2 separate regions of the Homo sapiens genome follow, and region 2 is linked to region 1. A link is an interaction called in ENCODE POLR2A ChIA-PET data of the cell type or tissue named here. Cell type or tissue: MCF 10A. All regions are shown on one strand. Links, peaks and the distances in the headings refer to the core of each region. The heading gives the core; the rest is flanking DNA. Region 1 holds the start of IFIT1 (interferon induced protein with tetratricopeptide repeats 1). Region 2 holds the start of LOC124902477 (a long non-coding RNA gene).

Evidence for each region. ChIA-PET counts read pairs that join two places held together with the same protein. Peaks named below come from ENCODE experiments on the same cell type or tissue, not always from the same donor. Only the 100,000 strongest peaks of a DNase experiment are listed, where the experiment ranks them.
Region 2: POLR2A ChIA-PET joins it to region 1 with 10 read pairs; 14 of 35 experiments call an interaction of 5 or more read pairs at or near these places.

What each region holds. Positions count from the first base shown.
Region 1 is chr10:89,385,779-89,397,177 of GRCh38, reverse strand. It overlaps IFIT1 (interferon induced protein with tetratricopeptide repeats 1), which reads right to left and starts at 4,555. Exons shown (of 2, transcript NM_001548.5): 1 at 4,461-4,555. The coding sequence starts at 4,465. It also overlaps a transcript of LIPA not described here. RefSeq lists enhancers at 3,826-3,875, 4,677-4,726, 4,957-5,006 and a silencer at 5,559-5,720. In MCF 10A, for the core only: a CTCF peak has its summit at 7,715 (motif pointing right); a DNase peak (open chromatin) is centred at 4,637.
Region 2 is chr10:89,273,421-89,284,819 of GRCh38, reverse strand. LOC124902477 (a long non-coding RNA gene) reads right to left here and starts at 1,146. Exons shown (of 3, transcript XR_007062233.1): 1 at 929-1,146. It also overlaps a transcript of LIPA not described here. In MCF 10A, for the core only: no CTCF peak of the experiment used is centred there; DNase peaks (open chromatin) are centred at 5,239 and 6,469.

The DNA of each region.
Region 1 (11,399 bases), core at 1-8,000:
AGGGAACGGTTAAATAAAGGTATATCTATACCATAGAATATTATGTAGCCACTAGACTACATGAATTAGATCAAAACTACTTGAGTTTGATGGACTTTCATATATATCAAGAAAAGTGAATTGTAAAGAAGTGTCCAAAACACGACCCTATTTTATAAAGAACCAAATCCTTATATATTTGTATGTATGTGATTACTCATGTATGGAGAAATATATGTAAGTATATTTACAGCTCATCAACAAAAAGATAAGCAACCCAATTTAAAAATGGGCAAAGGACTTGAGTAGACAATTCTCCAAAGAAGAATCACAAAGGACTAGCAAACACATGAAAAGATGCTCAACATCATTAGCTACTAGAAAAATGCTAACCAAAACCATGAGCTATCACTTCTCACCCAGTAAGTTGGCTACAATAATAATTTTAGAAAAGGAGAATAGGTGAACAAGTATTGACAAGTGCTATGGTTTGGATACAGTTTGATTGTCCCCACCAAATCTACGGAAATTTGATCTCTAGTGTCACAATTTTGGAGGTAGGGTCTAGTGGGATGTGTTTGGATCATAGAGGTAGGTCTCTCGTGAATGACCTGGTGCCATTCTAGTAGTAGTGAGTGAATTCTCATTCTTGTGAGACTGGATTGGTTCTTGGGGGAATGGATTAATCCTTTGAGAATGGGTTGTTATAATGTGAGGATGCCCCCTGGGTTTAGACCCTCTTTGTATGTGCTTCCCCTTTGACCTTCTCCAGTGTGTTTTGACACAGCACCAAAGCCCTCACCAGAAGCTGAGAAGATGCCAGCACCATACTTCTTGTATGGGCTGCGGAACTGTGAGCTAAATAAACCTTTTTTCTTTAGAAATTGCCCAGCCTTAGAAATTGTTGCTTATTCTTCTATAGCAACACAAAAAGGACTAAGGCAATAAGGATGTGGAGAAATTGAAACCCTCATACATTGCTGGTGGGAATGTAAAATGATGCAGCTGCTGTGGAAAACAATGTGGTGGTTCCTCAATAAGTTAAACATAATATTACCATATGACACATTCCTGGGTATACATTCCTGGATGTTCCACATCTGGATATATACTTAAGATACTTAAAAACAGGTGTTCAAATAAAAACTTGCACACAGATGTTGATAGCAGCACTATTCATAATGGCCAAAAAATGGAAACAACCCAAATGTTCACCAACTGATAGATAAAAAAATGTAATATATCCATAAAGTGGAATATTATGTAGCCATAAAAAGGAATGAAGTACTGATACATGACACAACATGGATAAACCTTGACAACACTACACTAAATGAAAAAAACTGATCCAAAAGGTCACTGTTGTATTTTTTTTTTTCCTAATTTTGTCTTGAGGTCTCTCCTGTGAGAGTGGCTACAATCTACAGCCCTGCCTTGAAAGAGCTTCAGGGTATTTGGTCATGGATATTTACAATGTGCCTTTCTTGGGATACTTCTTTATTTTGATGAACAGCCTAATGCCTAAGCGTCTGATCTATGTCTAGGTGTCCCCTTTTATAGGAAACTTGTTTATATCAGGCAGATGCCCTTGTGGTTCTTGCCTGACCTGTGTTTAGTTTATTTCTACTGAGACAGCCACTCTCTCGGAAAGCCATGACCAGTAAAGAAGAGTTTGAGTGTGTTGGTCAGGTGAAATACAAAGGAGGCAATTGAAAAAAATAGTATGTGAAATAACAGAAGCAGCTTATTACTTACAGATCCAGAGAGAAGAGGGTAATATGCCTTGCAGGGCCAATGGGAAAGGGGGAGCCATTGAGGACATGCCTGCTCAACCAGCGAGTGGGGAATGTGGGCCCAAGCCTTTATGGGAGGCCAGGGCGTTACCTAGGTGGGTTTCCTGTGGAGAGTTCTATTTGGTGGGTTTAGAGCAAGCAGGTGCAATTTTGCCAAGGGGTCATGCTGTGACTGAGAGGTGGTCACTGCAGCACATCTGCCTGGTCCATGTGGGGTGGGGGTGGGGTCAGTGGGGGCAAGTCAAATAGGTCATACCCTGCTATGCTATAGGGAAGTGGTCACCAGGAGGTAGTTATATAAAGCAGATATCTGGATCAATCACATTGAGGAACTGGAAAAAGGTGGAGAACTAGAAATTGTCTCAAGGGTGACTGAGCCCTGCTTCTGGAATGAGAAAGTCCAACTTAATATTCAAAAAGGGATGCTTAGGAAATATAAAATTATAAAAATTCAATATAACCACATAGTATGTGTTTCCATTTATATGAAATACCCACAATAGGCAAATCCATAGAGACAGAAAGCAGATTAACAGTTGCTGGGGCCTGGGGAAAGAGGCAAGTAGGGAGTGACTGCTTAATGGCTATGCAGTTTCTCCACATAGCGAGAAAAATGTTCTTGAACTAGATAGTGATGATGATTGCACAGTAGTATCATGAATATACTAAATACTACTAAATTGTATACTTTAAAGTAATTAAAATGATAAATTTTATTTTACATGTATTTTATCACAATAAAAAATCACATTGCTAACCTGAATAAAATTCAAGTTTTATATATATATATATATATATATATATATATATATATATATATATATATATTTTCCTGTAGTACATATTGACATAAACATAAAAGCAGGAAAACATAAAAGCAAATGAGTTTGCCATCTGAAATAATCACATGAGCCCCCACTGACACCCTTTGGGAAACATTGATTTAAAGGTTTAATGAAATATCATTGAATGTAGAGATCCTGATCCATATCTCAAAGCTACCACTTATTGTCTGTGTGATCTTAACATTTCTAAATCTAAGATTCCTTATTGTAAAATCAGGATCATACAGCCATGCACTGCATAATGATATTTTAGTCCACAAAGGACCACATATTTGGTGGTGGTCCTATAAGATTTTAATGCCACAATTTTGCTGTACTCTATGTTTAAATATGTTTAGATAAACAAATACTTGCCATTGTATTGCAGTTGCCTACAGTATTCAGTACAGTAACATGCTGCACAGGTTTATAGCCTAGGTGTGTAGTAGGCTATACCGTCTAGGTTTGATGTTTGCATAATGATGAAATTGCCTAACAGCTGCATTTCTCAGAGTGTATCCCCATTGTTACACGATGCATGACTGTGTAAGTACCTGCCTTATAAGTATCTTTTGAGAATTAAATGGAATAATTTACATAACACTTTTAGAAGCCAGGCTGTCACTTAATACGAATTCAAGAAGTGATAACTACCTTTATAACATTTAATATTATTATTATTTTAATTATCAGTACCAACTCCATCTGTTTACAGAGGAGGGTTCATCATAGGCCTGTAATGTGCATTTTCTGGAATTTTTACCTCTTCAAAATTTTGCCAACTGGAGCACTGAGGGGAAAATTTACAAATCAGTATTAAGTAATGGATTTTTTGTTTGTTTGTTTGTTTTTGAGACGGAGTCTCGCTCTGTTGCCCAGGCTGGAGTGCAGTGGTACAATCTCAGCTCACTGCAACTTACGCCTCCCAGGTTCAAGTGATTCTCCTGCCTCAGCCTCCCAAGTAGCTGGGACTACAGGCATGTGCCACCATGCCCAAATTTTTGTATTTTTAGTAGAGATGGGGTTTCACCATGTTGGCCAGGATGGGCTCCAACTCCTGACCTCAGGCGATCTGCTCACCTTGGCCTCCCAAAGTGCTGGGATTACAAGCATGAGCCCCCTTGCCCGGCCTAAGTAATGGTTTTTAAATCAGCTGAGAAATTCCCACATTAGGCCCTTTAGGTAAGGAAGATACGGATCTTCCCAAGCAGATGTGGATCATCTTCAGTCAAGGACGTACCAAGAGCCTAGATTTTCCAGGGAGGAGGCAATCTGTTTATCTTAAGCTCAGCCTGATTGCGAAAACCTGTTGTAAGAGGCCAGCAGTGCAGAAAGTGAGACCAGAAGCCTATGGAGGAAGGCTGTGAGCTTTTCCTACCACATCTCCACTGTATTACCCACAAGACATCAGAGAGGCTGCAAGACTGAGGCTTTCACATTCTTGTGGGTCCTGCTTTTTCTCTGTGGTAAAGAACCTGCAGAAAGCAATGCCTCTACTCAGACAAGCTGTCCATTCCTTCCCCATATCAGACAGAAGTGAATCTGATGGGAAAGAATCTCTCAGATTGGGATCATTTTCTCCCTTCCTGCAAAACTCTTTTCCCATTTCCCTCCCCTTCTTTGGGCTATAGCATGAGGTAAGCTTCCTCAAGTTCATGCTAACAAACATAAAAATGCATTAAACAATTTATGTATGTGTGAACGTGCACACACATGCATGCACACATTCAGTCCATAAGCAGATACTCAAATCGAGGAATTAGAAAACCTGACCTCACTGAGATCTAACCTGTTGAAATAGTATTTAATTACCATTTTTTCAAAAACTTTAGACATTATGGCAGAGGAGCAAAGAAATCCTTACCTCATGGTTGCTGTAAATTAGGCAGCCGTTCTGCAGGGTTTTGCTTAGCCAGGCTCCTCTGAGATCTGGCTATTCTGTCTTGTGGATTTTCAGTTACGTTTAAACCCCAAGACAGTGTTATATAAGGGAGCTAAACAGCAGCCAATGGTGTAAGCTGTGGGTGTGTCCTTGCAAGTTGGAAACCTAGGGAAACCGAAAGGGGAAAGTGAAACTAAAGCTAGCGGAATTCCTGCTGACGGGGGGGGGTGGGGAATGAAACTTTGTTTCTATTTTAAAACAGATAAACTGCAGACCTGCAACCATAGATGTTTCTAGTGCTGCAGAAACCCAATGACTGGCCAGCATTTGGAACGAGATTCACGTCCTCCCTAAAGAACATCAGTCCATTGCTGCCTATTGTGGCAGTTGGTGGCTGGATTCTGGATGAATACACAGAAAAAGGAGAATTGAAGGAGATAGCTCTATTTTCAGTTTCTATATTTAGAAGGAACCTACTATCAAATATAAAAATCTACTCTTAATTAATTGAGTAACAAGGCTTTTGGTTGCTGGTTGCTTTTTGGTTGCTTACTTTTGGTTTCAGCTTGACGGAAATAAGCAACCAATCTGGTTTAGGAATGAAGGAAAGAGACCAATACCTAGAAAGCCTTCTAACCCCTGATGACTTAGGCAGGAGGTAAAAGCAAGGAGGTATGGTTTGAAATAGAGAGCCCTCTATTGCTCCATCATGGACACTGTCATTCTGAATCAAATTCCAGTACAACCTCCACTACAGTTCATGGAATTTGAGTTTAAATAGTTAGCAACTACCTGGCACATAGAAGCATGCAAATAAGTGGTAACTATTATTATTATTATTTTCAGTCATCAAGTTAAAAATAATGATTCTTGGCTGGGTGCGGTGGCTCATGCCTGTAGTCCCAGCACTTTGGGAGGCCAAGGTGGGCGGATGACAAGGTCAGGAGATGGAGACCATCGTGGCCAACATGGTGAAACCCCCTCTCTACTAAAATACAAAAAATTAGCTGGGTGTGGTGGTGTGCACCTGTAGTCCCACCTACTCGAGAGGCTGAGGCAGGGGAATTGCTTGAACCTGGGAGGCAGAGGTTGCAGTGAGCCGAGATCACACCACTGTACTCCAGTCTGGTGACAGAGCGAGACTCCGTCTAAAAAAATAAATAAATAAAAAATAAAAAATTGTTGTCCGGGTGCATTGGCTCAGGCCTGTAAGTCCCAGTATTTTGGAAGGCAAGGCGGGAGGATCACTTGAGCCCAGGAATTGTAGACCAGCCTGGACAACATAGGGAGACCCCAACTCTACAAAAAAACTGAAAAAAAAAGCTGGGTGTGGTGGTGTGTGTCTGTGGTCTCAGCTACTCAGGAGGCTGAGGTGGGAGGCTCACTTGAGCCCAGGAGGTAGAGGCTGCAGTGAGCCATGGTCACACCACTGCACTCCAGCCTGGGCAACAGAGTGAGCCCCTGTCTCAAATAATCATAACAATATATAAAAACAATGTTTCCTTTAAAAAAACCTACCTACTTTGTCTTTTAACATAAGAAGCAGAAGAGGAGCAGGTGCAAGAGTATTTTCCTTTTGGAAACACTTAACTGGGCACACTGCCAGATCTAAACAGTTTCTGCTCAACTCCCTGCCAGACTCATCTCCCATGTCAGCTCTCACCAATTCTGTAAGCTTCCACAGAGAGTTCAACAACTAGTTAGAAAGTTCTACACAAATAAGAATTTCTGAATTAATAGGACAGGTTTTGTCTTGCACTCAGATACATGATCAGGCCATAAGCAAATGCTGAAACAGATGAATTAGAAAACATCTTTTGGGGAGCAAGATGTCTTTGGAATTCTTATGGGAAAAAATGGGTTTTCAATTTGCCAATGCACTAGATAGCATGCAGAGATATGAACAAAAAGTTTATCTTGCCATTGCTGTGAATTTGGCAGCAGTCTTGGTTCTACGGGGCTATGGCCCAGGCTGATTAGGTATTCAGAATCTTGCTTAGTGTCTCTTTGGGCTAAACAAACCCATGAGGGACACAGGATAGAACAGCATTAAGGAAAGAAAAGCCAATCGCGCGCGTGTGTGTGTGTGTTTACAGATAAAAAAGAAAATGGGAACCAGAGAGGATCAAACATTTAGAAAATGAAATTTCAGCACTAGGTTGTGAGTTCATTCCCAGGAGTCTAAGCTGGGCTCTGCAAGGGACTGACCAGTTATGATAAACTGCTTCACCTCTATGAATCTCAATTTCCTCAGCTGAGAAGTCATTTGGAATAGGTTGGCAGATCTCAACCCTCACTGCACATTAGAATCAGCCAGGTAAATCTCAAAAATAATGCTAACTATGCCCATTCCAGAACAATTGAACATATACTTAGGTACAGGCCTCTGGCTCAGTATTAAAAAGAAATCTTCAGCCTGGGCACAGTGGCTCACGCCTGTAATCCCAGCATTTTGGGAGGACAAGACGGGCGGATCACCTGAGGTTGGGAGTTCGAGACCAGCCTGACTAACATGGAGAAACCCCGTCTCTACTAAAAATACATAATTAGCCGGGCGTGGTGGCACATGCCTGTAATCCCAGCTACTCGGGAGGCTGAGGCAGGAGAATCGCTTGAACCCGGGAGGTGGAGGTTGTGGTGAGCCGAGATCGTGCCATTTCATTGCACTCCAGCCTGGGCAACAAGAGTGAAACTCCATCTCAAAAAAAAAAAAAAAAAAAAAAAGAAAGAAATCTTCAGGTGATTTTGATGTAGACCTGCGCCCTGAGCCGGGAACCAGGGCCTCAATTATCCCTAATGTCTATTGTATGTCTGAAATTCTCTGACTGAGAGATATGGGACTCAATCCCTGGACCCACTTCCTGTTCTGTGAGGCCCAGATTCAGTATTTTACGACTCAATGCCTTGTTTCCTCACCTACACAATGGGTAATGAATTCCTTAGTCTCTTCTTCATTCACAGGATGATATGGAAAAAGAATGTTATTCTGAGTGTATTTTTTAAAAATTATAATATGATAATATGGACAAATGCTAAGCCATTTCTGCTGAAGGGTCTCAAATATCCAATCACAACTTATTAAGGAATGGGCTCCATAGAAATTTCCCCTGTCTTTTCCAGGGTCATCTCTTGTAGTCTAAAATCTCTTATCAGCTTGCTAATGGCCAGGTAGAATAGGATCTAGTGATCTGGTTACCTAATGAAAAGCTGATTTCTTGTTAGAAACAAATTCAGCCCCTAGGTGGTACTACTTCCTTGGGCTTCTCTGTCTCCTCAGCAGTCCTTTCCATCAGTTTGTACTGCAGAAGTTGCTACTGTACTTGTTTTTTGGTAATCATAGTTAAATGAAGGCATTGTAGTGACATGAAAGACACACAAGATGCTTTCATGCTAGAATCATAAAAACCAAAGGCTTGACTGAATCGATCAATCCATTTCCATGTTCCTGCATCTTTGATTTTCCTCACGTTTTTCATTTAATTATAAAAGTCAGGTTTCTAGATATTTCTCTTTTTAATTTATAATTTAACATTTAACAATTGGAATATCTCTGCTAATTACATGTTATATACTCTTTTGAATGTATTCAATCACAAAGATATTTTTAGCTATAGCCTATTTTCTGAGGAATGTAATTCTCAGTGTTCTGACCACTGTATGAAAACTATTTTCTTGGCTTCTGAGATTTTTCCTAAACTACTTCCAGTCGCATCCATGGAGAGAGGACTTGGACTCCAGAAATTCTTCGTTGCAAATGATTTGATGATTTACATATCTTCTCATGAAACTTCAAGAGACCTCTCAGCCCATGATATCACTCAGCCCACCTTGACCCACAGTTTGGTTTACTGCAACCTATTCAAGTACTACTAGAATTTTTATTAGCTCATTTTTTTTTTTTTTTTACATTTCAGGCATATTTTGAAACAACTATAGACACAAGAAATTTCAGAAAAGATCCTGTGTACTTTTCATCCAAATTCCCCAAATAGTGACATCTTATATAGCTGTAGTACAATATTAAAACCAGGAAGATGACATGGATACTGTGTATATATTTTGAAGATAAAATATGACATGAATCTTACAAACCCAGGTACACTGGATTTTTTTACTTAACATAAAAAATCTTACGTACATATTTTTCCTCCCAAACTAAACATTCCTTTTCTAAGTGATGCCAGTTTAATTATTCATGTGATCTATTATATAATACACCAACAACCGTCTCTGAATAACAAAATTAACAAAACACCTCCAGAATGGTGCTAAGTAGAGTTTAAGAATTTTTTTCGGCCAGGCGCGGTGATTCACACCTGTAATCCCAGCACTGTGGGAGGCCAAGATGGGCGGATCACCTGAGGTCAGGGGTTCGAGACCATGCTGGCCAACATGGCAAAACCCTGTCTCTACTGAAAATACAAAAATTAGCTGGGTGTGGTGGCACCCACCTGTAATCCCAGCTACTCAGGAGGCGGAGGCAGGAGAATCACTTGAACCCAGGAGGCGGAGATTGCAGTGAGCTGAGATCATGCCACTGCACTCCAGCCTGGGTGACAGAGCGAGACACTGTCTCAAAAAAAAAAGAATTTTTTTCCATGTTAGTTTTGTTTATAAGCTATATCCTATTAAAAATGTAGAGTCAAATTACAGCGCACTTAAAAATCACTTGGAATCCTTCCTTCCTATGTGATTTTATCCACCATTCCCTACATATTTTGGATAATTTGTCTCAGTTTGCTGTACTTTTTAGATACTGCTATTTGCCCTTTTTATCCAAACATTTTATTATTATACATGGTCAAGCAGAGAGAAAAGTTGAGAGTATTTTACAATGAACACTTGTATAACTAGATTCTACAGTTAACATTTTACTATATTTACCTTATTACATATCTATTCATCCACTCATTTCTCTATCCACCCATCCATTTATTTTATATTTTCTTTTGCATAAAAGGGCCTTCAGTACAATTAATTGATAAAACATTTAGCTTACATATGTGGATTGCTTTTCTAAATATAAATTTGGTTTTATAATTAGGCAAAATATTGACATGGTTGCAAAAACAAACACAGAGAAGTCTGGCTCCTATTGCTGTCCCTTTCCTTTTCCTCTCTTTCTTATTGGTAACCATTACAAAATTTCATTTATCCATCCACTGTTTTCATTTTAATACAAGCAGGTAGATAAGTTTTATATACCCTCCAATTTTTTCTCTCTTCTTCGCTGGCCCATATTGCATGTAGAAGCCACTGATAAAAGCAGCACTTTAGATGATATTCAGCCAATGAATCCATAATTGTTTATTGATTCCCTCTTATGTTCCCAGGGTATGGTGAATTGATGTTGTTAAAATAGATTTTTTTTTTTTTTTTTTTGAGACGGAGTCTTGCTCTGTCACCCAGACTGGAGTACAGTGGCGGGATCTCTCGGCTCACTGCAAGCTCCACCTCCTGGGTTCACGCCATTGTCCTGCCTCAGCCTCCCGAGTAGCTGGGACTATAGGCGCCCGCCACCACGCCCGGCTAATTTTTTGTATTTTTAGTAGAGGCGGGGTTTCACTGTGTTAGCCAGGATGGTCTCGATCTCCTGACCCCATGATCTGCCCACCTCGGCCTCCCAAAGTGCTGGGATTACAGGCGTGAGCCACGGCGCCCAGCCTAAAATAGTTTTAAGACTTACTTGGTGCTTATCCAAACACACACACACTCTCTCTCTCTCTCACACACACACACACACACACACACACTCATATACCCACAGACTCATAAACTCTATTAAGTAGATGCAGTTGCAAAAGGTTTTGGTTCCAGTACCTGGAGTGGTGGGAAGGTTTCAATATTAATTAATGAATGAATTTGATTCAATAAAACCTAATTTCCTGACAACTTACTAACTAGCTGAGTAATTTTATTTTATTTGTGATGAATTCAGCCAAGAGGACTGTAAATCTCTTGTTACTTCTTTTTGCCAAGAGTAACCAGTAGCTAAGGAGCAAATAGTTGTCAGTTTACTAACAATTACAGAACTGAGCCAAACCAAAAGCTTAGAGTTGTCCAGTTAGAAGAACATTGTCTCTGTGTTTTCTAATTAGTAGAGATATGTCCTCAGATGTCTCATTTAGATTAATTCCATGAATGGAGGCAAATCTCCCCTACAAGAAGCTCTGTGGCAGTTACAAGTAAGGAATTCAGAGGCCAGGTGAGCCTGAATCACACCTTGTTTACAGGGAAAAGTCAATAGTAGTTTCCTCTGGTTAAATTGAATAAGTACGTTCTTTGTTTACTATCAACAAAGTTGAAAAAGGTGTTACTCCTGTGCTTTCCAGGTGTCATCTAAATGACTCCACTCCCCTGCCTCCCCACTCTCCCAAATCTCCATCATTGGTCACTCCCCGCTTTCAAGGATCCAAGTAACATAAGTCAATCTTAAAATTCCATGGCCTGTAGTAGTAAATGCCTCCCTAGTTTTTTGAAAAATTCTTGGTAGGAAGTGGTACATGGTGGCATGCACTTATGGTTTTGGCTACTCAGGTGGCTGAGGAGGGAAGATCTCTTGAGGCCAGGAGTTTAAGGCTGCAGCGTGCTATGACTGTGCTTGTAAATAGCCACTGAACTCCAGCCTGAGCAACATCACAAGACCCTGCCTCTAATAAATAAATAAAAATTATAAAAATTCTTGGTCAGGTTTCTATTCCATCACTTCCTCTGCTTCAGGCCTTCTAATGCTGTGTAAGTTGGTTCTACATTTTTCTATTTGAAATAAAACACAAAATACACTTGTTTTTGAATATCACTAATAAAATACACTCCAAGAATTTGTGATCTTAGCAAAGCTCTTAGGTGTAATCTTAGATGTGTGATTTTAGGTGTGATCTCAGGTGTGAATAAATGTCCAGCAGTGTGTTTGGGTCACGT
Region 2 (11,399 bases), core at 2,276-10,275, 110 kb after region 1:
TCACTTCTTTTGTGATTCTTCAGTTACTTCAGGTCATCCGGATTTATACGTGCAGGTCACAGGGTATATGATGGCTTAGCTTGGGCTCAGAGGCCTGACATATAGCGTATACAGGTGTACACAGAAGCATAATGTTTAAATATTTTAATTTCAGTGGGTGATATAAGGGGCAGTATGATTTTTTTTCGCTTATACTTGCTGGCATTTTTCCAAAGTTTCTTTAGTGTGCCTATAGTATTCATATCCTGAGAAAAATCTTTCATGATTCTAATCTTTTTATTATTATTATTTTTTAAAGATCACTGAGAACTAAGAGCAAAATGCAAAGGGAGATCTTTTTGAGGTCTGATCAAGCCCAGCTTCACTGGAGGCTTTTAGGGGCCTCAGAGGTGTAGATGCTGGTTTAGTGCCTGACTGTGGCTCCTTAGAAAAGAACCAGCTAAATGCAGCCTGTCCTTTGCTAGAGCTGCCAATGCTGAGCTCTGACACAGAGAAACCCTGCCTCTATGATGAATATAGCCTCATGCTCCTGACTTTCAAATGAAAAACAGAAACACACATGCTTGTTAAGAACGTTTCAGCCTGGTTTGCATCATTAACTGATGAAAATGTGCCTGCAAGGACAGAATGAAATAGATTTGCCCCTCCTCCTCCAGCAACCCCTCCTATGAGGGACGTTCGTCTCTGGCTCCAGGCTCTGGCCACTTCCTGGTTAGGATTGCTAAAGGCTTCCATCAGGGAATGTTGATATGAGTCTGGAAGCGCCACAGATTTTAAAATGCCTGAATTAACAAGAAACAAGTATTCTCTAAGATATGTTAAATATTTAAGCAGATGCCCAAATCCAGCACCTAAGAAAATCTACCTTGAGGTTTTCAAAGGCACACAACATAATTTCAAGGGATAAATGCAAGAAAAAATCCTTTACCTCATGGTCGCAGGCTGGGCGCTGCACTGGTGTCCTGCAGTGTTCTGGCAAAGGCTGATTTGCTGCTTAGAAATCTGCCTGAGCTGATGGCAGATTCAGAGGAAAGGAAGCACTGTGCTGCTGATGAAGGATACCTTTATGTGTACTTGCAAATATGAAATGGAAGTGTATCCTGGCAAGTACAAACAACATAACTACACTGGTTTCCTGCTGGAGGGAAAGGAGATTTCAGCAGGGAGAGCTTTAATCTTTCTGGCTGGGCACTCAACTGGAACAACGTTTAGGGGGAATAGTGTGTAAGGAAGTTCAAGGTAGATGAAAATTTACTAGAAGGAGGATTAGCAATGTAGTGGTCAGAGAACCAGAAATCTAAAAATGACCACAGGACTAGGGTGGATTCCGGAGAACTGTTGTCATCACTAGCTAATATTAATAGTGACATCAGTAGCTAATGTTAAAAGAAAAACCTTAGACAAATTAAATTTAGTAGAGTTTAATTGAGCAAAGAATTATTCACCAATCAGGCAGACTTCCGAGCCAGAGTGGCCTCAGAGAGACTCCGGTGCAGCTGCCTGGTAGAAGATTTATGGACAGAAAAAGGAAAATGACCTATAAAAAACAGAAGTGAGGTACAGAAATGGAAGTGTTGGTTACAGCCCAGCATTTGCCTTATTTTAACATGGTTTGAATGGTTGGCCACCTTTGATTGGCCAAAACTGTGAGTGGCACAGGAGTAGGTTACAGTCTGTTTACACATCCAGTTAGGTTATAGTTTACTATGTACAGAAAAACTGTCAGGGTGAACTTAAAATATGCAAGGAGGCAGCTTTAAGTGAAACTTAATTCAACACTAATATTGATTGAGAATTTTTGCTCAGGGCTTTATAGGACTTACCTAATTTACTCCATTTTACACTCATGTGAAATATGGCCATTTAACAGATGAGTAAGAGAAGATTCAGAGAACTTAAGTGATATGCCCAAGGACAGAAGTCCAGGTCTGCCCAATTCTAGAACTTCCCTTGTTCAGTGTGTTCCTTAAGTGCAGCAAGTCTCTGGATCTAAACTATATAGTTTCTGATTTCAACTCTGAAATGCACTGCTTGTGTGAACTTGCATCCGTTCTTCATCTGTAAAGAGTGGTAGCACCTATTTCATAGGCTTGTTGTGAAGCTCTTAGAATAGTGCCTGGCACATAATGGATTCGATGAAAGTATCTGTTTTCTTTCTTTCTTTTTTTTTTATTTTTTTGAGACGGAGTTTCGCTCTTGTTACCCAGGCTGGAGTGCAATGGCACGATCTCGGCTCACCGCAACCTCTGCCTCCTGGGTTCAAGCGATTCTCCTGCCTCAGCCTCCTGAGTAGCTGGGATTATAGGCATGCACCACCATGCCCGGCTAATTTTTTTGTATTTTTAGCAGAGACGGGGTTTCTCCATGTTGGTCAGGCTGGTCTCAAACTCTCAATCTCAGGTAATCTGCCTGCCTCAGCCTCCCAAAGTGCTGAGATTACACGCATGAGCCACCATGCCCGGCCAAAAGTATCTGTTTTCATTTGCTGTTCAGAATGAGTTTTGGCCTCAGCTGTATTTCCTACTTCTGTCACCAACTGTTTGTGATATTAGATAAATCATAAAACAGGTCTCAGTTTTATGCTCAGAGAAATAAAAATCGTTGGTCTGGATGATCCTTCCAGGACCTTTCTCAGTATGAAATATGATGACTAACATTTCATGAATCCATATCCTGGAATCAAGTTCAAGGTGCAAACCAGTCTAGGTCTGAGGTTCTGGGAAAGTCACAGTAGTTCTGTGCCTTGGTTTCCATCTCTGTGGAATGAGAAGAGTAAAGTTGATTAACTCTTGCCTCATCAACAGCAACAGTGTAGACCCTGCATGTGAATGCACATGGAACACTAAAGGGAAAACTCTAATAGTACCATAACTGTTTATTCTGATGGAGAACCAAGAGCCAGGGTTGAATATCTCAGCCAGGAACACTAAGTAGGGATAGTATGTATAGTTCTCAGTAGCTGGCCCTATGATGTTCATGCCAGAGGACTGGATTTCATACCCCAATAGTGTGGCTTATTGCCAAATACCATCATCATACATCCTGCCTAATACTTTCCCTAAAACTGGCATTTATGACCTAAACTGGTTCCAAACTGAGATGTTTTCACAAACTATTGAGCTGAGAAAGTCAGACAAAAAGTGCAGTAGCGAAGTGTTTGTTTGGTTTCTGGAATATCAGTGCTTGAGTTCACATCTGTTCCTACCACTTACCAGTGGTTTGACCTTGGATAATTACTTGATCTATTGGAGCCTTAGTTTCCACATCTGTAAAGTGTTGAGTATTGATAGCAACCTTGTGGAGTTAAAGATAAATTTTGCAGTGGGCACCTGTTAAAATGTCAAGAGAGACTTTTATTTTTTTTCAAGACTATTACAATGAGAGAGACAGACTATTGCAATATGGGAGAAAGACTAAACTCAACACTGAATACAACAAGTGTGGATTTGTAGTCAACAGGCCGGATGAAGGAGTGGATGGAAAATTACTAAAAAGAACTTGCTTAGATATCAAGGCCTGGGAAAGAAGTACTTAATTGTATATCAGGGTGGGGGGGCATTCTTGATAAAGTGGCTCAGCAGGATTCTTTGCTAAAACTGGTCTCTGAAGGAGAAGGATGAGAGCCATGTTGAGGCCTAGTCAAGAAGAGGGCTCTGACTAAAAAGGAACCTGCCTAAAGTTTGGTCAAGGAGGGAATCCTTCTCAAGAGTTGCAAATACTTAACAGACAAATATTTGCCTTCTTTTTAAAATCATAAATAGCCACTGTTTTTAAAACCAAAGTTATTTATTATTTCCTCTGTGGCATGACCATAGTTGGAAATATATTAACGTGCTTTTTCTTCTTGTACTTCTTTGTTTAAGACTTTTCACCTATAATATCTGAGGCAAGAGTTTCTTTAGGGTAAATTGGGATTATAATAGCTGGAATGCAAAGAGGTAAACAGAATTAATATTCAGCCATGAATTCCAAAATTGGCCATTGAAACCAACTTCAGAAATGATACCATTAAAAAACACTGGAGCAGCTTAGTCAGAAATTTCTACTTTGGAATAATAACGAGGAAGAAGGCATCAGATAAAACATCCTCACACATTCTATCTTTAGTGAAACCAGATGGTGAAGAAAACTTCAGACTTCCAACCGACACATAAATATGGGCTACGGTCAAAAGTAGCAGAAATCAGCAGAACCAACATGAGAAACTCTGACTGGAGATGAATGGGTGAAGCTGGGACCAACTTAAAATGGGGACAGTGTTTGGAGATGGCAGATCACAAAATTAGAATTGAGGGTCCCCTCCTAGGAGAGACCGTCACTCTGAGTGCAAACTTCTGAAAGCAGAAATGTAATCCAGCTGTGTTTAACGCCAGGCGAGGCAGTGGGAGGCGAAGGGAGAATGTACCCAGGAGACCCCTCCCCTGCCTTCTAGTGTCTCAAGGAACCTTTCCTGTTTGCCTGAGAGCACGTTCACTTTTTACCTGACTATGGAGGGAGATTCTTCCTTTTGTTTTTTTCTTTGCTACACATTGATACCCTTAAATTTTTTGCATATGTTTTCTAATTATAAAAATAAAAATCTATATATTATAAATTCATCAGTATAAACAAAATAAAAGTCTGAAGTTAAACTTGGATCATAATGTGCTTTAATCACTCCCCATCCATGTTGTTTTGTAGCTGTGGTTTTCAATTCAATGATAAATCTTGGGTATCTCTCCATGTCAGTACTTATAATCTTGCTATTTTTTTTCAAGGACAACATTTAATAGGCATATTTTAATGTTTAATTAATGTATTTTTGCTGGACATTTAAGTCATTTTCAGATTATCACTATTACAAACAATGTTGAAGTGAATATCACTGTATGTCCGTCTTTGTACAATTGTGTGGGTTTTTCAATACGATGCATTCCGGAAATTAGAATTTCCAGGTCAAAGAAATTGACCAGATGCTTCACACCATGTCTTAAATCCTGGCCCCATTTTTTGTCCAAAATGGTGTTGAGTTGCTATTTAATTCACACTTGGCTACCATTTCCCACTTCCTTACTTAAGTACAGTGTGTATAGGCCAGGTTTAGGCTGGAAAATCCCTCCTTCCACTGTCAATTCTGTTACCCCTCTGGGAGCATGGGAAGGTCACTTTTTGTTTGTGGGTTTATATTTTCCTATTACTTTCTCAGGAAATGAATGAATTTTTCTATCAATTGTTCTCTATCATCCCTTGTGGTTTGGCTCGAAGCCCTGGTCTCCAATCAAGGGTCATGACAGGAACTTGGCTCCTGCCAATACATTTAGAAATCTGGAATCCTTCCATAAATGCAAACCCCTTACACTCCCATCTTTCCCTATATTCTGCCACCTGGTAGAAAGCAAATCCCTGAATGCTTCTCCAAAACTCTCTTCCAACCCTAGGACCACCAAAGGCCTCCCTCACACTCTTCATTTATCTGCTAATTCATTCTCTCTCTCCTTTTCTAGAAAATAGTCCTCTTTGGCTTAACTGGTTGGAAATTACACTCTCAGTAAGCTAAGAGGGAAGGAATAAGAGGATATACCATACTATGGGCAGGGAGGGTGGTGAAAGGCCAGGGTTCATTTCAGCTTTAAAGCACTGGAGCTCCAAATGGACACAAATCATCACATAGAAACTCATGATCAGTGCACTTTAGAATGCTTCTCATCTCCCTTTGGGGGTTATTCTATTTCTATTAATGTAGTCAAGAATGGTGGCTATTTTTCTGGGCCAGATTATTTTGGTACTAACTGGTCTTTCACAGAAGCCATTTTCTCAAGTATGTTCTACATTAGCTACAAGCAATTGTTGGTAAAAACCTGTTACCATTCTGTATGTTTCCATTATATATATGTCTCTGTGTGTGTGTGCATATGAAAGAAGACTATATATTATTTTTATCAAAATATATTTAGACCATGTACATTCTTTTAATTATACTATATATAAAAGTAATTTTATATTACATATTTTAAAATATAAACATATGTAAATAATATTACTATAACACATATGTAAGTAATATATATTTTGTGTTCTTCCATAATTACTTTTTTTAACCTAGACTGAAGATTTTACATTTTTCACAATTCAATTATATTTTATGAGACTTCTTACTTTTCCAAAGCATAAAGAACTATTTGGAGCCTGTCTTTGTAATTTTATATTTTTGGTTAATATTCCAAACTAAGATAACATTGCCAGGTCTTCCAGGTCTGAAGCAAAATAGAGCAGCATTTTAGTTGTGTGGCCCTGGGGAACTTGCTTAACCTCTCTTTCCCTCTGCTTCCTATCACAGATGTTTATTGTAAGGATTAAATCAGCTAAACCAAGAAAAGCCTCAGGGATGGTGCCTGGCAAACTGCACGCTGTTAATACATGTTAGTGGACCCTTCTCCACACCTTCCTGCTACACTAAAGCAGAGAGAATTACCTCCTGAATCATGTTTGCAGAACTTCTGGGCACAGTGACTCAACTCCCAGCTATTCTTGTCATGGATTTTTTCTCTTGGAGCCAATCCAGCCATGGAGATCACTGGTCTTGTGACTTATTTTTTCTCTTTCAGTATGAAATCATTAGAACTGAGAAAATGAAAACATTCCTGTTATTACTTCCTGAGAGAAAGAAACTTAGTAACATGCTTTGGTAGGAATTGTTCTTCTTTTTCCTGCTGTGTCCCTCTTGCTGGTCCCACCAGGGCTCTTGGTCCTGAGCCTGATTTACACCAGGAGCATAATCTGATCAAAAAGAGGGAAACTAAAGAAAAAAGGCAGGATTGTATGAGGGGTTCTCACAATGGCAGTACATAATCCCTTATACCTCGTATTATGTAGACCCCTGTGTTTCCAAGTTACCTTTGTAATTTAGGTAAGTGAGCACGAAACACTTAAAAAAACACAAATGAAAACAAGAGAAAGGAAAGAGTGGGGAGGGGTTTGTTTATTTTTGAAAACAACGACAACAACATAGAGTAAAAGTTACCAGGTAAGTTCAAATATAGTAGTACTTTGTTTTCTTGGAAGATGAATGAAAGAAGTCACCTTACTGCCTCCAATCCAGTCATATCCCTGAACCCAATCATGACCAGCAGAGGTTGTTCTAAATTGTTTCCTCCAATATAGAGATAATTGCCAATAATTTTTCAGTGGTTGTTTTCTGTATTCTCTGTATTTTTTAGGGAAGCTGAACTCAGAAAACATACTTTGTCCATCTAGCCATCCATTTATCTTTATGGATCCATCTTTATTCATTCATTAATTCACTCAGTCAATATATATTGAATTTCAACCATGTGTCAGACACTGTTCCATGCCTCTAATGTTCTGCGTATAATGCAAGTAAAACTAAAGATAGCTAACATTTATTGATCCCTACCGATGTGCCAGTAACCCTCTTAGGTGTTTTACTTAAAATATGTGTTTAACCTCTGAAACAGCTTTATGATATATATTGTGATTATCTGCTTTTTAAATACGAGAAAGCAGACTCAAAAGGATTACATAACTTGTATAAGATCGCACACTTGTAAGTAAAAATGCAGTAATGCAGAAATGCAGTAACGCTATTTCCTCTCGTATTGCAGCCACTCCACTCCCAGCGAACCTTCCTACTGCATGCAGGCTTTATTCTTCCATCACTTTCCTCCTCTGTTTCTAAATGACATTTTCACCCCCATTTCCTGGATACTTCCTTCTTTTAATACACAGTAAGTTTATGTGACTGGGTTTGGCATTCATCTAATAAAAACAGCCATTAGGTATATATTCAATAAACATTTAGTGAAGCCAACTGATGAGCTCTGGGGTGAGTACTAGGGATTCAGCAGTGAATGAGATGGAGGGTCGAGACAGGGCTCTGGGGGCTAGGCTGCCTTCGTTCGACCTCAGACCTGCCACTCGCTAGCTCCTCTAGCCATTATTTAGTATTTCTGTTGCAGTTTCCTCATCTATCAAATGGGAATAATAATGGTAATTATTAATTAATTGATATTCTAATTTTCAATTAAAAATCTAATGGAGTTGTCAGGATTAAATGACTTTATACATGCAAACCACTTAGAATAACACTTTGCAGCCACTAAATATTAAATAACTGGCATATGTTATTATTATTAGATGGATCCTACCCTCAAATGCCTTACAGTTTGGTAGACAGAAAAATAAGTCTCTTCCAACGATACTGTTAAACTAATCAGAAACTTGGTTAAGGTCATTTGATCATCTAAGGCTCTACAACAGTACAGTTTTACAGCTCTTATTTTAAAATGTTCCCCTCTAATCCATAAAGATATCTCAAGATAGGGCAATGCCATTACTTGGTGTATTATAGTTAACCAATACTGTATGTGGAACATAATGTGGTGTGATACTTTTGAATTTGTGTCTATCTGCTGTTAAAGAGCCTGGCTGCTAATTGAGTTTCTGGAAAAAGTTGAGAAATGTCTTAGCTCAGGCTGGTATAACAAAATAACAGAGGCTGTAACTACAATCACACTTGCAAGTAGAAGATCTTTGCTTCAAACCTAGCAGTCTGGCTCTAGAAATCAGGACTTGGATGAGGGTGAAGTGAGTGAGGGCCTAGGGCATAAAATTTAAGGAGATACTTACTCTGCAGGTAGTTCAAGTGCTGACCACACATTTGCAAGACGTGAGAGTGAGTGTCTTCTTAATGTGCATTAAGTGCCTTGCTTACCTTACCTATCTAGACCCAGCCCTATCCAGAGCCTACCTTTTACAACTCTACCTTTTAAAGCTTAGCATCCTCTACAAAATTATACTATGGAGTAGAAAGGTTGTACTGTGAACTGAGCTGGCATTATTCTCACACAAGCTATGTACTTCAGCATCAAAGATAGTATTAAAATAGATGCAATCATAACATAATCTCCATACACTGCAGTTAGAAAGTTATTTATGAAGCATCTGGTATATCTGGACATACAATCATCAAGTCACCTGATAGCCCTAGAGCTGGAATGAAATTTGAGAGGATCATTTGGTAAAAGGCATATACTTTAAAAAAACTGAGGCTTAAAAAAGTAAAATAATTTTCACAAAACGACAGAGCCAGAATTGGCAGAAATGAAAGTAGATCACTAGTTTTCTAATCCCAGTTTCACTCGATATCTCTGATTGTGTATTAGTCAGGATCCAGCAACAGAGGCAGAGCCACTGGAAGGGATATACACGTTTCTTTTGGGTATTTGATCTTATGCAATTGTGGGAGCTGGCCAAGCCGGTTCTGTAAGGCTCTTGATTTCATGTCTGGTACTGAAGCTTCAAGTACATAAGGCAGGTGGAAAAAATGGGAAGATGGATGAATGTCCAGTGGGCAGGACAAGGACAGGCTGGAACCACAACCACGAGCTGCAGTTCCACAAATACGGACTAGAACCCAAGTCAGCTCTCACTGCCTCTAACCCCTCCTGCAGGAGAAGCAGGAGCCCTTCATCATGGAGCTAACTACACACCTGGCCCAGGATTCAGAGATGCTGAAGGAGGATTCAGGGGAAGTTGGAGTAGTTGCAGGTCTGGTACACCAAGGAGTTAACCCAGGAGATGGGCCATAGTATTCTGTGGTTCACAAACACACCTGCTTGAACGTTCCAAGCATAAAAAGGCTAAATAGTTGCTTCTTTTCCACCCTCTAAATCACATGCAAAAATGTCTACTGACTCATCCTGACTGAAAACACGAGGAAATTCTGGGAAACACAGTTCAGCCTAGCTGAGTTGAGACATTATTTATTATAAAGCCCCGACAGTTTCAACTCTACTTCTTTACCTAGCTCAGACACTGTCATGTGAGCCTTTTGGCAGTGTCTCTTAAGATAGAATGCCTTTTCATTTTAAGAAAACATTAAAGAATAAAATGCATTCTTGACTTCTGCAATGATGGCAGAAGTCATAGCACCAGAAGCCTCTTCTAATAATGCAGCAGCATCAACAAATTAATTCATTCTGCATCTTTGTGTGTTATAGGAGGAAGAAAACTCCAATAAAGTCTGTCTCAACAGAGGTCACCTCCCACCCATCAGACACGGAAATTCCAGTACCTGCTGGGAGTTCTGGTGGCCATCCTTATCCCTAGTCTCTTGTCATTGTTCAAGGATTAGGGAAAATTCCTCTCAACCTGCTAGATTTCAGCAGCAATAAACGGGATTGTTTATAGGGTCAGTGAGCCCAGGATACTAAGGGACAGACATCAGTCAAAAGCATTTTCCAAAAAAATCCTTTATATTTTAATCAAATCACTATAAAGACATGATGTGTCCTAGTTTCTCAGATGTTCAACCCAACAGTCTCTTTCTTTAACTTCTGGGCTGCCTTTCAGAACTGAGCAGAGTTGTATCCAACACAAAAGACTGTCTGGACTCAGGCACCGTACACATACCCCGTCACTGCTCCTCTCCATTGAGGTAATCTGTTTTTTCTCTAATCATCTCCAAATGATTGATAATGTTGATACCCACATATAAGTTTTTCTTTATCATTTGGACATTAAAAGGTGAGTTTCCTGTGTTCTTTAAAAGAGACAATAGAAAGCAATCCTTTGCTCTACTTTAGACCTTTATTATTACTTAATTAAATTATATCTCACAGGAAATGTTAAATCATTTCAAATAACCAAAAAATCCCCCAGTGAGCTTCTGCACTTTTGTCCAAGGGCCACTGGCACACAAACTCCAGTAGTTCCTATAGTTTTATGTGTCTCATGGATCCCAGGAATGTGACTTATGTCTATAATGCTGTTCTATAGTGGCAGTGGCAAACTTTTTCTGTTAAGAGCTAAATAGTAAATATTTTCTTCGGCTTTGTGGGCAGTATGGTCTATGTATCAACTACTCAACTGTGCTGTAAAAGTAGTGTAAAAGCAGTCATAGACAATACAAATTCCAATAAAACTTTATTTACAAAAACAGGTGGCAGACTGGTTTCAGCCCACGAGCTGTAGTGTGTTAACCTTTGCTCTCTGGCCCTATGAATTCTTCATGTTCACAGAGCATCTTGAAGAAATGAGGCCCAATAAAATACCTGGTTTTATTTCAAATCTGCCTTCTTGCTGTAAATGACCTACAGCTCAGGAATATCTCAATGAATACCCACACATGTTATCTGTCTTTACATCGGCTAAAACCTTTGACTAGATTATGAGTACTGTCCTGTCAGTTGTGATTCTTCTTTCCCTAGCAGGCTCCTCACAGCTCCCCAATTCACAATATTTTTCTCAGCACAACACTTTCCAGGGTGTCAAAATGTTCTTAACCATCAGCTCTGTTTTCTCAGAGCCTTTGTTGATGCTTTACAGAAGCCTAGGTAAATTGGGTTCCAGTGCTCCTGGTCTCCTGAGCTCCTGCTACATTGACACTGTGTTTATGCCAC